Regions from separate parts of the Mus musculus genome. Here all the other regions are linked to region 2. The links are chromatin contacts, found by POLR2A ChIA-PET in ENCODE. All regions are on one chromosome and are shown on one strand. Each heading gives the region's core, a stretch centred on a gene start or an enhancer-like site at or near the end of the contact. The rest is flanking DNA. Distances are from core to core; before and after follow the strand shown. Region 1 overlaps Prr12 (proline rich 12). Region 2 holds the start of Rpl13a (ribosomal protein L13A). Region 3 holds the start of Kash5 (KASH domain containing 5).

What was found. ChIA-PET counts read pairs that join two places held with the same protein, here RNA polymerase II (POLR2A).
Region 1: POLR2A ChIA-PET joins it to region 2 with 13 read pairs in embryonic stem cell. The contact joins the enhancer-like site here to the promoter of Rpl13a in region 2. POLR2A ChIA-PET finds 5 or more read pairs at or near these places in 4 of 5 experiments (Patski and embryonic stem cell).
Region 3: POLR2A ChIA-PET joins it to region 2 with 12 read pairs in embryonic stem cell. The contact joins the promoter of Kash5 here to the promoter of Rpl13a in region 2. POLR2A ChIA-PET finds 5 or more read pairs at or near these places in 3 of 5 experiments (Patski and embryonic stem cell).

What each region holds. Positions count from the first base shown.
Region 1 is chr7:45,047,119-45,050,523 of GRCm38, reverse strand. It overlaps Prr12 (proline rich 12), which reads left to right. Exons shown (of 14, transcript NM_175022.3): 3 at 158-319; 4 at 396-3,405. Among named protein-coding and RNA genes, the nearest start is that of Prr12, 4.5 kb to the left of the region's middle. Within about 2 kb of position 2,048, at least 1 of the 3 ENCODE cell types and tissues checked has a DNase peak (open chromatin) inside an H3K27ac peak, as active enhancers do.
Region 2 is chr7:45,126,718-45,130,198 of GRCm38, reverse strand. It overlaps Rpl13a (ribosomal protein L13A), which reads left to right and starts at 1,454. Exons shown (of 8, transcript NM_009438.5): 1 at 1,454-1,499; 2 at 2,631-2,703; 3 at 2,925-2,990; 4 at 3,107-3,208; 5 at 3,405-3,481. The coding sequence starts at 1,485. Snord33 (small nucleolar RNA, C/D box 33) reads left to right here and starts at 3,254; the gene lies at 3,254-3,335. Mir5121 (microRNA 5121) reads left to right here and starts at 3,208; the gene lies at 3,208-3,281. It overlaps Snord32a (small nucleolar RNA, C/D box 32A), which reads left to right and starts at 2,736; the gene lies at 2,736-2,816.
Region 3 is chr7:45,203,400-45,206,893 of GRCm38, reverse strand. Kash5 (KASH domain containing 5) reads left to right here and starts at 2,002. Exons shown (of 20, transcript NM_201374.2): 1 at 2,002-2,302. The coding sequence starts at 2,191.

The DNA of each region.
Region 1 (3,405 bases), core at 799-3,298, 80 kb after region 2:
AAACTGCGTTGACGGGCACTGCGTCCATTTGCTTGCCTTTGGCTCCTCCCTCCAGTCCTCCTCTGAACTGAACCTGGTTTAGTGCTTTTCCCATCCGTCTGTCTCACCCCAGCCACTACCCTCTTCTTGGCTGATTCGTTCACTTATCCATTGTCAGGCCTCTCTGGACTTTTTGACACTGGCCTCCACCACGCGGGCTCAGCAGGGCCCGACGCCTCCGTCATGAACCTCATCTCGGCCCTGGAGTCTCGGGGCCCCCAGCCTGGCCCTTCCGCCTCCTCTCTCCTTTCCCAGTTCCGAAGCCCTTCCTGGCAGACAGGTAAGTGCTATTTCCAGCGGGCTGGAGAAGGGCTGTCTCGTGGTCCGCTCTGACCAATGGTCTTCTTCATCCCTAGCCATGCACACACCGGGCCCCACGGAACTCTTCATCTCTGGTGCCCTCCCAGGTTCCAGCACCTTCCCGTCTTCCTCTGCCCTGTCTGCCTACCAGCACCCGGCTTCCTTCGGCAGCCGCCCCTTCCCAGTGCCCTCATCCCTCAGCCTCCAGGATCCACCCTTCAGTCCTCCTGCTAATGGGCTCTTGTCCCCTCATGATGTGCTCCACTTGAAGCCTTCCCAGGCACCTACAGTGCCCTCGTCATTGGGTTTCGAGCGCCTGGCAGGGGGTGGTGTCTTGGGGCCTGCTGGCCTCGGCCCTGCTCAGACTCCCCCTTACCGTCCTGGTCCCCCAGATCCACCTCCACCTCCCCGCCACCTCCCGACTCAGTTCAATCTGCTGGCTTCCTCTTCTGCTGCCACTGCTGCCGAGCCCTCGTCCCCCCAGCTCTACAACTTCTCGGGTGCTGCCCCCGGTCCACCGCCGGAGCGGGCCCTGCCCCGACAGGACACGGTCATCAAACACTATCAGCGGCCGGCCAGTGCCCAGCCCCCACCGCCCCCACCACCAGCCCATTCCCTGCAGCACTATCTGAGCTGCGGAGGCAGCTATCCCTCAATGGGCCACCGGGCCAGCTTGGCTTGCAGCCCTTTGGGAGGTGGGGAACCTTCTCCGGGTGCTGGAGAACCTAGCAAGGGTGGGCCTAGTGGAGCCACAGCTGGAGCAGCTGGCCGGGCTACAGGCCCGGAGACTGCTGGGGGAGGTGCGGCTGGGGGTGGGGGAGGGTACCGCCCCATCATCCAGTCCCCCGGTTACAAGACGAGTAAGGGAGGTTATGGACCAGCCACGGGGGGTGCCACCAGGCCACCGCCACCTCGATCCACCGCCACACCCAAGTGTCAGAGCCTGGGTGGACCTGCAGCTGCTTATGCCGCTGGGAAAGCCTCTGGGGCTGGTGGGGCTGGGAGCCAGGCATATTCCCCTGGCCAGCCCCAAGGGCTTCTGGGCCCTCAAGCCTACGGGCAAGGATTTGGAGGGGGTCAAGCACAGGACTTGAGCAAAGGCCCTAGCTATTCTGGGGGTCCTCCGCAGCCCCCTAGCGGTCCCCCGCCTCCTGGCCTGGCTACCTGTCAGAGTTACTCTCCAGACCAGCTTCAGGGTCAGCTCTATGGGGTACAGAGTGAGCCTTACCCAGGGCCAGCTGCCCATTCACAGGGGCTGCCCACAGCCAGCCCTTCCCTCAGCTACAGTACTGGTCACTCCCCTGCTCTCTCAGGCCACGGAGGCGGCTGGGGACCCAGCTCTCTGGGAGGTGGTGGGGAGGCTAGCCCATCTCATATTATCCGACCCCTCCAGTCACCGCCTGCTACTGGCCGCCCTCCAGGCGTTGGCTCTCCAGGAGCCCCTGGCAAATACTTAAGTTCGGTCTTAGCCTCAGCTCCGTTCCTGGCGCCCCCTGGAGCTAGCAGCTATGCAGCTGGAGCAGGCGGCTACAAGGGAAAAGGTGATGGCTCAGAGCTGCTTGCCGGCCCTGGTGGTTCTGCCGCCGAGCGCACGGAAGACGAAGAGTTTCTCATTCAGCACCTGCTCCAGGCACCTAGCCCACCTCGGACCTCAGGGGCAGACGGCTTGGTGGGTGAGGATGGTCCTGCCGATGCCGCTAAGGGACTCGGTGGCAGTGGTGGAGCTGGAGGAGCGCCAGGCACACCATATGAATTAGCCAAGGAAGATCCCCAGAGGTACCACCTGCAGAGCGTCATCCGGACTAGTGCCAGTCTGGATGAGGGTGCCACGGCCGCCCTGGAGTTGGGCCTGGGGAGGATGAAGGACAAGAAGAAGGGGCCAGAACGGGGTGGCGAAACTCCCGAGGGACTAGCCACCTCAGTCGTTCACTATGGAGCCGGTGCCAAGGAGCTGGGAGCCTTCTTGCAGAAGAGCCCACCTCCCCCACCACCCTCGGCCCAGGCAACCCAGCCAGCGCCCCATGGCCTCCTCTTGGAGGCTGGAGGTCCTGACCTTCCCATGGTGCTGCCTCCACCTCCTCCCCAGCTCCTCCCTTCTGTGCTCAGCCATGCCCCCAGCCCCTCACCTAGCGCCCCCAAAGTCGGCGTCCACCTCCTTGAGCCAGCCACCCGGGATGGGGCGCCCCAGCCGCCGCCCCCACCCCCACCACCTATGCCTCTGCAGCTTGAAGCCCACCTCCGCGGCCACGGCCTGGAGCCCACAGCCCCAAGCCCTCGCTTACGACCCGAGGAGAGTCTGGAGCCTCCTGGAGCCATGCAAGAACTGCTCGGGGCTCTGGAACCATTGCCGTCAGGGCCTGGGGACCCTGGTGTGGGACCACCTAACTCGGAGGGCAAAGATCCTGCAGGCGCCTACAGAAGCCCCAGCCCTCAAGGGACCAAGGCACCGCGGTTTGTACCCCTCACGTCTATCTGCTTCCCCGACTCATTGCTTCAGGACGAGGAGCGCAGCTTTTTTCCCACCATGGAGGAGATGTTTGGTGGAGGGGCAGCCGATGACTATGGCAAGGCCGGACAGACCGAAGATGATGGAGACCCCAAGACTGGTGCTGGTCCACCCCCTGGTCCCACTGCTTATGATCCCTATGGACCCTACTGTGGAGGCCGGGCATCAGGAACTGGACCAGAGACTCCAGGCCTGGGTCTGGATCACAACAAACCTCCTGAGCTTCCCTCCACAGTCAATGCAGAGCCACTGGGCCTGATCCAGAGCGGGCCACACCAGTCAGCACCGCCGCCGCCGCCGCCACCACCGCCACCACCACCTGTCTCTGAGCCCAAGGGTGGCCTCACCTCGCCCATCTTCTGTTCAACCAAGCCAAAGAAGCTGCTGAAGACATCCTCATTTCACCTGCTGCGGCGCCGAGACCCCCCCTTCCAGACGCCCAAGAAGCTGTATGCACAGGAATATGAGTTCGAGGCTGATGAGGACAAAGCCGATGTGCCCGCAGATATCCGCCTAAACCCAAGGCGCCTGCCCGATCTGGTGTCTAGTTGTCGCTCCAG
Region 2 (3,481 bases), core at 205-2,704:
AATCTGTCTGTATTCCTTAGCACTCTGGAGAAGAGGCAGAAAGATCAGGGATTCTGGGTTATCTACTGTTACATAGAAGTCCGAAGCTAACCTAAGAGGGGGGGGAGGGGAGCGGCGAGGGGCTGGGCTGGGGGCGTAGATCAGTGGTAGAGTGTCACGTGAGAACTCCAGTCCTCAGGGACCATTGATCACCCCCTTTTACAGAGGATACTGAGGCGAAGCAGGAGTCACCCGACAGACACAGCCTGGACACACAGACATTTGGGTGGAGACTAGCCCCCTTTTGGACCTCACTGCTCCGACCCCGCCAGCTCTTTGCCGAGGATGGAGACATCACAACTCACCAAAAGTCCCACTCACCCCATTCTTGCCCCCATGTACTTGTATATAATTTTTTTTTTTTTAACCAGCTCATCCGGGTCTGTCTGTGGATAGGACAGGGAATAGGTGCACCTTTTAGGTTTCAAAATCTTGGTTTGTTGGCTTTCCAGAAGCTGAGGCAGGATCTTAAATTTAAGGTCAGCCAGGATTGCAGAAATCTTACGTCAGAAACCCAAACCAACGACAAAAGATTCTATTTGTTTTCCGAGGCCTCCAGTAGCCCAGGGTCAGCACAGGGCACGCCCCATGGGAATTTGATGTGCAGACGCAACTCAATTCCCCAAAACCATAGCCCCAAAGTGTAACAAGCAAGCAAACGGTGCTGGCACCTACAGGAGGACTCGACTCAGGCTCGGCTGGTTAGGGAGGTTTTCAGGACAAAACGAGTCTTTGATAGCCAACAGTCTTTTGGTTAGTTATTTCCCTTCGGAGGCGGGCGGTTAGAGGCGCACAGACGGGAGGGCAGCGCGGACAACAGTCACGGAAACAAAGGCCTTTGGGGATAGAAGCGAGTGAGGGCGTCTGCGTCTCGGGACCCTCAAAGCCCCTCATTCACCCCATCCTCCTCCATCCAGGAAGGCTTCCTCCACCCGTTGGAAGGCTTCCTCCACCCGAGACTCCCAGGTTCAGGACAGCCAGCGATGGTCAGCCCACTGTGGGGTTGAGGGGAGGGACCGCTGCACGAGCAGCTCTGAAGGGCCGACAGGGACTATGCTCGCCCCCTCATGGACACCACATGTTCTGCAGCCGCCATCACTTGATGGGAGTAATGGCGCTGCACATGGCAGACACCGGAACGGAGAAGAGCGATCCCTTCAAATATGGCGGCTGCGGCTTGGCCGGCATTGTACGGCTGAAGCCGCTCCGAAACCCACGTGACATCCCGCCCCGCACAGTCATGGCCGCCAAGAGCCAACTCAGGCGACATTCTGATTGGACAAAATAAAAATGGCCCGCCTCGATAGACGCGCACTCACCGCTTCGACCAATTAGAAGACGGAAACTCTTCGGTTCGAGCCGTCTGCGTCACTTCCTCCGCCCCTGCAGCAAGGGATAAGAAACCCTGCGACAAGACCTCCTCCTTTCCCAGGCGGCTGCCGAAGATGGCGGAGGGGCAGGTTCGGACTCTGCGCGCGCCGGGCGGTGTGGGGTCGGGTGGGTGCCAGGCGGGAGCGCAGTGAGGGGCCACTGCTCCCCGCCGCTTGTGCGATGGGACTTAGCAAACGTCTCACGCGAGGGGACTGTGTAACGGGCGTAACAAGCCGCGGCTGCCTAGGTATGGGGCGATGGAAATGCAGCGGGTTTTCTGGGGAAGACGGGAGTGGGGCTGGGGTTCCAACACCAGAAACAACTTTTACAGGTTGTAATCTCAGGCGTTGGGGTGCGGGGAGCTTGCAATCTCTCATGCCTGGTGTATGTATGTAAGATAAGGAGAAACTGTCGCAGGCTCCTGCTTTGCATGACTTTAGGGCACCGGATTCCTGTAACATCTGATCTGAAGGCTTGTAGGCCTTTTGAGGGTGTTTTCGGTGTTCTTCAGAATTGGGGAGATTGATAAGACAGACTTTAAATATTACTTATTCACCCGACTGAAGCAGGAACCTCTTCATTTTGAGGCTGGTCAGGAATTGCCTGTACCTTCCTCCTGACTTTAGATTCCTTGACAGGTTGCTGCTCAGGAAGTAAATGGTGCTGTTTGGGACAGTTTTGCCCTTTAAAAAGAACTTGGGAAGTTCCGGAGACCCTCCAGTAACAGCAATAAACAGGGTGGCTGTGGAATGGGCTTCTTCTGTAGTTTGGGTTGGGATGCAGACATGTGCCTCCATGCCTGAGACGGGATTTAGCTTTGTAATCCAGTCTGCACTGCTCAGAATCACAGGACGATGTGTGCTTAGCTAAATCGGGTTCTTTTGAGTGCATATAAGAAAGGTTCTGCTTGAGCATCTGAGGATCCGATGAAAAGTTACAACAGGCTAAAGTCTGAAAGCAGGTCTGGTCAATTTTGGAGTGAACGGTGTGCCACTGGATCCCAGCTATCCTGGGATTTGAGGCCTGGAAGGGTTAAATGAAGTTCCATTTTAAAAAATCAACTTATATACACAATAGGAATCCTATGCCTGCTGAGGCTTTGTTAGTACTATAGTGGCCCTTTGGGACACTTGCTTCATCTGGGTAGTAGGCATCCTGACGGGTTGCTAACCTGGAATAGGGGAAGCCAAACTGTTTCCTAAGCATTCTTGTTTCCACAGGTTCTGGTATTGGATGGCCGAGGCCATCTTCTTGGCCGCCTGGCGGCCATTGTGGCCAAGCAGGTACTTCTGGGTAAGTTTCATTCACCATTTACCTTTGCCTGGGAGTCCATGATGAGCAACACTCACCATCTTTCGTTTGAGTCTCACGACTGTGAGATCAACCCATGCACCGCTCTGAGACTCGCCAGCCCCTGCTTTCTTGGGACCCCTGGCCTAAAAATACTTTTGGAGCAAGAGATCTGCCTTCCAAGAGGCTTTGCTGACTAATCTCCAACTCCCTGTTAACTCTAGGCCGGAAGGTGGTGGTCGTACGCTGTGAAGGCATCAACATTTCTGGAAACTTCTACAGAAACAAGTGTGAGTTAGGGCTGGGGCAGTGGTCTTCAGGCGGGCTGTTGCCTTGCTCCTGGACAAGCAGGCTATCTGCTCTGCTCTTGGGTCCAAGGGTGCCTCACATACTTTTGTCCTGACAGTAAAGTATCTGGCCTTTCTCCGGAAGCGGATGAATACCAACCCCTCCCGAGGCCCCTACCACTTCCGAGCCCCCAGCCGCATTTTCTGGCGCACTGTGCGAGGTGAGTTGGTGATGTGGTGACATGTAGGACAGGGTAGGCTCTGGCAGCTTGTGATGAGACATCTCCCACTCATGTTCGAGTTGCTCGACTATGAGATGACTCTACATGCACTACCATCTGAGGCTGTTCTAGCCCTTGCCCTGGGGTCAGACGGGGTTCTCAGCACCTCTGATGAGGCCCGCTGTTACCCCCACAGGCATGCTGCCCCACAAGACCAAGAGAGGCCAGGCTGCCCTGGAGCGCCTCAAGGTGTTGGATGGGATCCCTCCACCC
Region 3 (3,494 bases), core at 753-3,252, 76 kb before region 2:
CCACATGCGTGGGGCATAAAACCATGCCAGGAAATTCAGTTAGGCATAGCAAGTTCAGACCCAGAGACTCTGTGCACACCTGAGGCTTAGGCGACTCCCTGCTCCCCCACCCCACCCACAGACTCCTGACTTGGAACACATGCCATGCTTCGCACATAAATGTGTCAAGCTGGGCATGGTGGCGCATGCCATTAATCCCAGCACTCGGGAGGCAAAGGCAGGCGGATTTCTGAGTTTGAGGTATGATTTTACACATCCATTTTCCGCCATGACAATAAACTGTTTAGAATCATAGACTGTCTCTTTTCATCAAGATCTGCTGTGGGAGCCATGAAGAAGGCCTTCACCTTCAGAGCCACAACCCACTCCCCCATAGAAGGCTTCTCTGCGCTCCCAGTCACAACCTCCTTCCCTTACCAAGATAAGGACAATAATCCCTGTGAGACTAGCTGGAGTTCCCCTTCTCCCCCAACCCCTGCCCCAGGCTCCAGGCTAGATGCTGTCCCCAGACCTCAGGCCCCTGCTCTTCCAGGACTCCCAGCCGTGCCAGGATTTCCAAGAGTCTGAGAACCCCACAACCCTGGCCTTGTCACAGGCCTGGGACCCCAGAAGGAGCTCTGGCTTTCCCACCCTGGGAGCAATGTCACTTCCTTACAGCCCAGCATCCACCCCAGAGGCAGTATGGGATAAGCCCAGTCAAACTCCCTGCTTCTGTGTCCTGAGTGGCCTGCAATGTGGATGCTGGGAATCCATCTCAGGTGTTCTGGAAAAACATCCATTGCTCTTAAACAGTGGTCTATGTTTCCAGCCCCAGGAATGGATGTTGATAATAGGGACAAAGCTAACAGGGTCCAGAATGCACCACAAGTTGTCCTGAAAACACCCGGCAGACCTTTCATCTAGACCAGGCGTCCTAGTTTGCTTTCTACTGCTGCGGTGCGTGAGCACCACGATCAAAAACAACTTGGGGTGAGCACCATGATCAAAAACAACTTGGGGAGTCTATTTCATCTTGTGATAGATCACAGTCCATCACAGAGAAGAGGCAGGGTAGGGGCTCGAAGGAGGAACTGAAGCTTGCTCAGGGTTTTGTTTTGTTTTTTTTCATACAACCCAGAAGCACCTTCCCAGGGGTGGTCTTGCCCACAGTGGGCTGCCATCCACATCACTCATTAACCAAGAAAATATCCCCACAGGCTTGCCTACTGACAGGGTAACTTTTCAGTTGAGGTTTTCAGATGACTCTGGCTTTTGTCAAGGCAACAAAAAACTAAACAGCACACACAGGGTCTGATGGTCAGTAAGGTGAGAAAGACCTTGCACTTTTTGCCTCTACCTCCCGAGTACTGGTACACTACCCTGCCCAATTCACTAGGCCCTAGGGATTGAATGAGGGCACCCTCAGTCAAACACCGTACCCCTGAGCTACATGCCCAGTCCTTATCATTACATGCATGTGTTTTTAAACAGCAAGGGGTAGGAAAGTGAACATGATAGGGTCTGCATGTGGAATTCAGGGGCCCTCCTTGCACCATGTGGGTCCTGGGGATTCTTCTCAGATCGATCACCGGGATGGGTGGCAAGTGTCTTTACTCTTTTTTGGTTTGGTTTTTTTTTTTTTTTTTTTTTGGCTTTTTCGAGACAGGGTTTCTCTGTGTAGCCCTGGCTGACCTGGCACTCACTTTGTAGACCAGGCTGGCCTCGAACTCAGAAATCTGCCTGCCTCTGCCTCCCAAGTGCTGGGATTAAAGGCGTGCACCACCACGCCCGGCTGTTGGACCCTTAATAATAAAAAAGTTCGAATAGTCCACAGGCATGGACTGAGGCAGGGTGATTGCTTCAAGTCCGAAGCCATCCTGGGCTACATAGCTAAGCAGTAAGTAGAAACTATAATAGTTTGGGAAAACAGCTTGGGTACCTATTAATGCGGGGGGCGGGGGGGGGGGAGGGAATGGAGCGGAAGTGAGGCTGGACCAGACTGCGCATCATTGTGACAGTGGCGGGCGAGCCAGACCCAAAAGAAAGAACTTGGTTCAAAGACTGACAAGAAGAAAAGGATGAACAGGGAGTCCTTCGGTTGAACTCTCTCCTGCTTGGCCCTATTTTGTCAAGCAGAAGGAAAGGATTTTTGTACCGCAGAAGAAAGCTGCCGATAATATCGCGCCATCACCGCTAGCCCCACTAGTGCGCATGCACTCGATCCTCAGGTCCAGCCTATCCTCCCGAGAAGCTCTACGCATGCGCCAGCTCAAGGGTCTTCGTAAGGAGAGACCCGGGCGCCATCCACTCGGAGTGCGCTTGCGTGAGTACAAGAGCCTGAGAGGGCGGGACTTGCAGGAGGCCGGCTCATTTGCATTTCTGGCGGGAAAAGGCGCGTGTGAACACGCCTCTTCCGTGACATTCGCAACCGCCGTTCGTCGCTGGTGTCCCTCAACTGAGTCCCGACTCCAGGTACGCCCTGCCTGTGGCGACTTTCATGGCAGGTTCCCCGGTAACATCACCTGCCAGCTCCTTCAAAAACGCCCCAAGTTTTGAGACAAGGTTTCTCTGTGTAGCCCTGGCTGACCTGGAACTCACTCTGTAGACCAGGCTGGCCTCGAACTCCGAAATCCTCCTGCCTCTGCCTCCCGAGCGCTGGGATTAAAGGCGTGCGCCACCGTGACCGGCTTCCTCAGGAAAATTCTAGTGGCAACTTCGGCAATCCTGTCAGACTCTTGAAACTTCCGGTTGCTTTTTGTTGCTTGTTTTCTATTTTTGTTTGAGACAGACCCTCCAAGTGCTGCCCAGGCTGGCCACGACCTCATGATCCTCATTCCCCAGTTTTAGGATTACAGCTCTCCCAGATGTGCCCAACTGCAATCTTCTAGAACTTTTGAAACCTAACACTTAATCTATTTTGTTTTTGTGGGTAGGGTAGGTGTTTTTGTTTTGAGACAGGGTTTCTTTGTGTAGCATTGACTGTCCTGGAACTCTCTCTGTAGACCAGGCTGGCCTGTGTGCTTCTGGTTCCCACGTGCTGGGATTAAAGGTGTGCACCACCACTGCCTGGCTTTTGTTTGGGTGTTTTTGGTTTTTGTTGTTGTTGGGGTTTTTTGTTTGTTTGTTTGTTTTTGAGTATTTTGCCGGCATGTTTGTATGTGTGTCAGGTATGTGCCTGTGGAGACCAGGTGGTTTTGTATCCCTCTGAACTAAAATTGCAGATGAGGAGGAGTTCACATGTGTGTAGTGGGATTCCAACCCATATCTATCTGGAAGAGTAAACTGTTAGTCCTCTTAACGACTAAGCTACCCTCCAGGGACTCTCTAGGGCTTCAGTAAATTGCCCAGACTCTACTCAAAACCTTGGATCCTGCTGCCTCAGCCTCCTGAGTGCTGGTATCACAGGTGTAGCCCACCACGCCAGCCGCTAGGATCTTCTAGATATCCCATCAGAGTCTCCCTCAAAAACCTGTCAGAGACTTTTCCTCTGAAATCTTGGTGGAGATTTGGTGTTC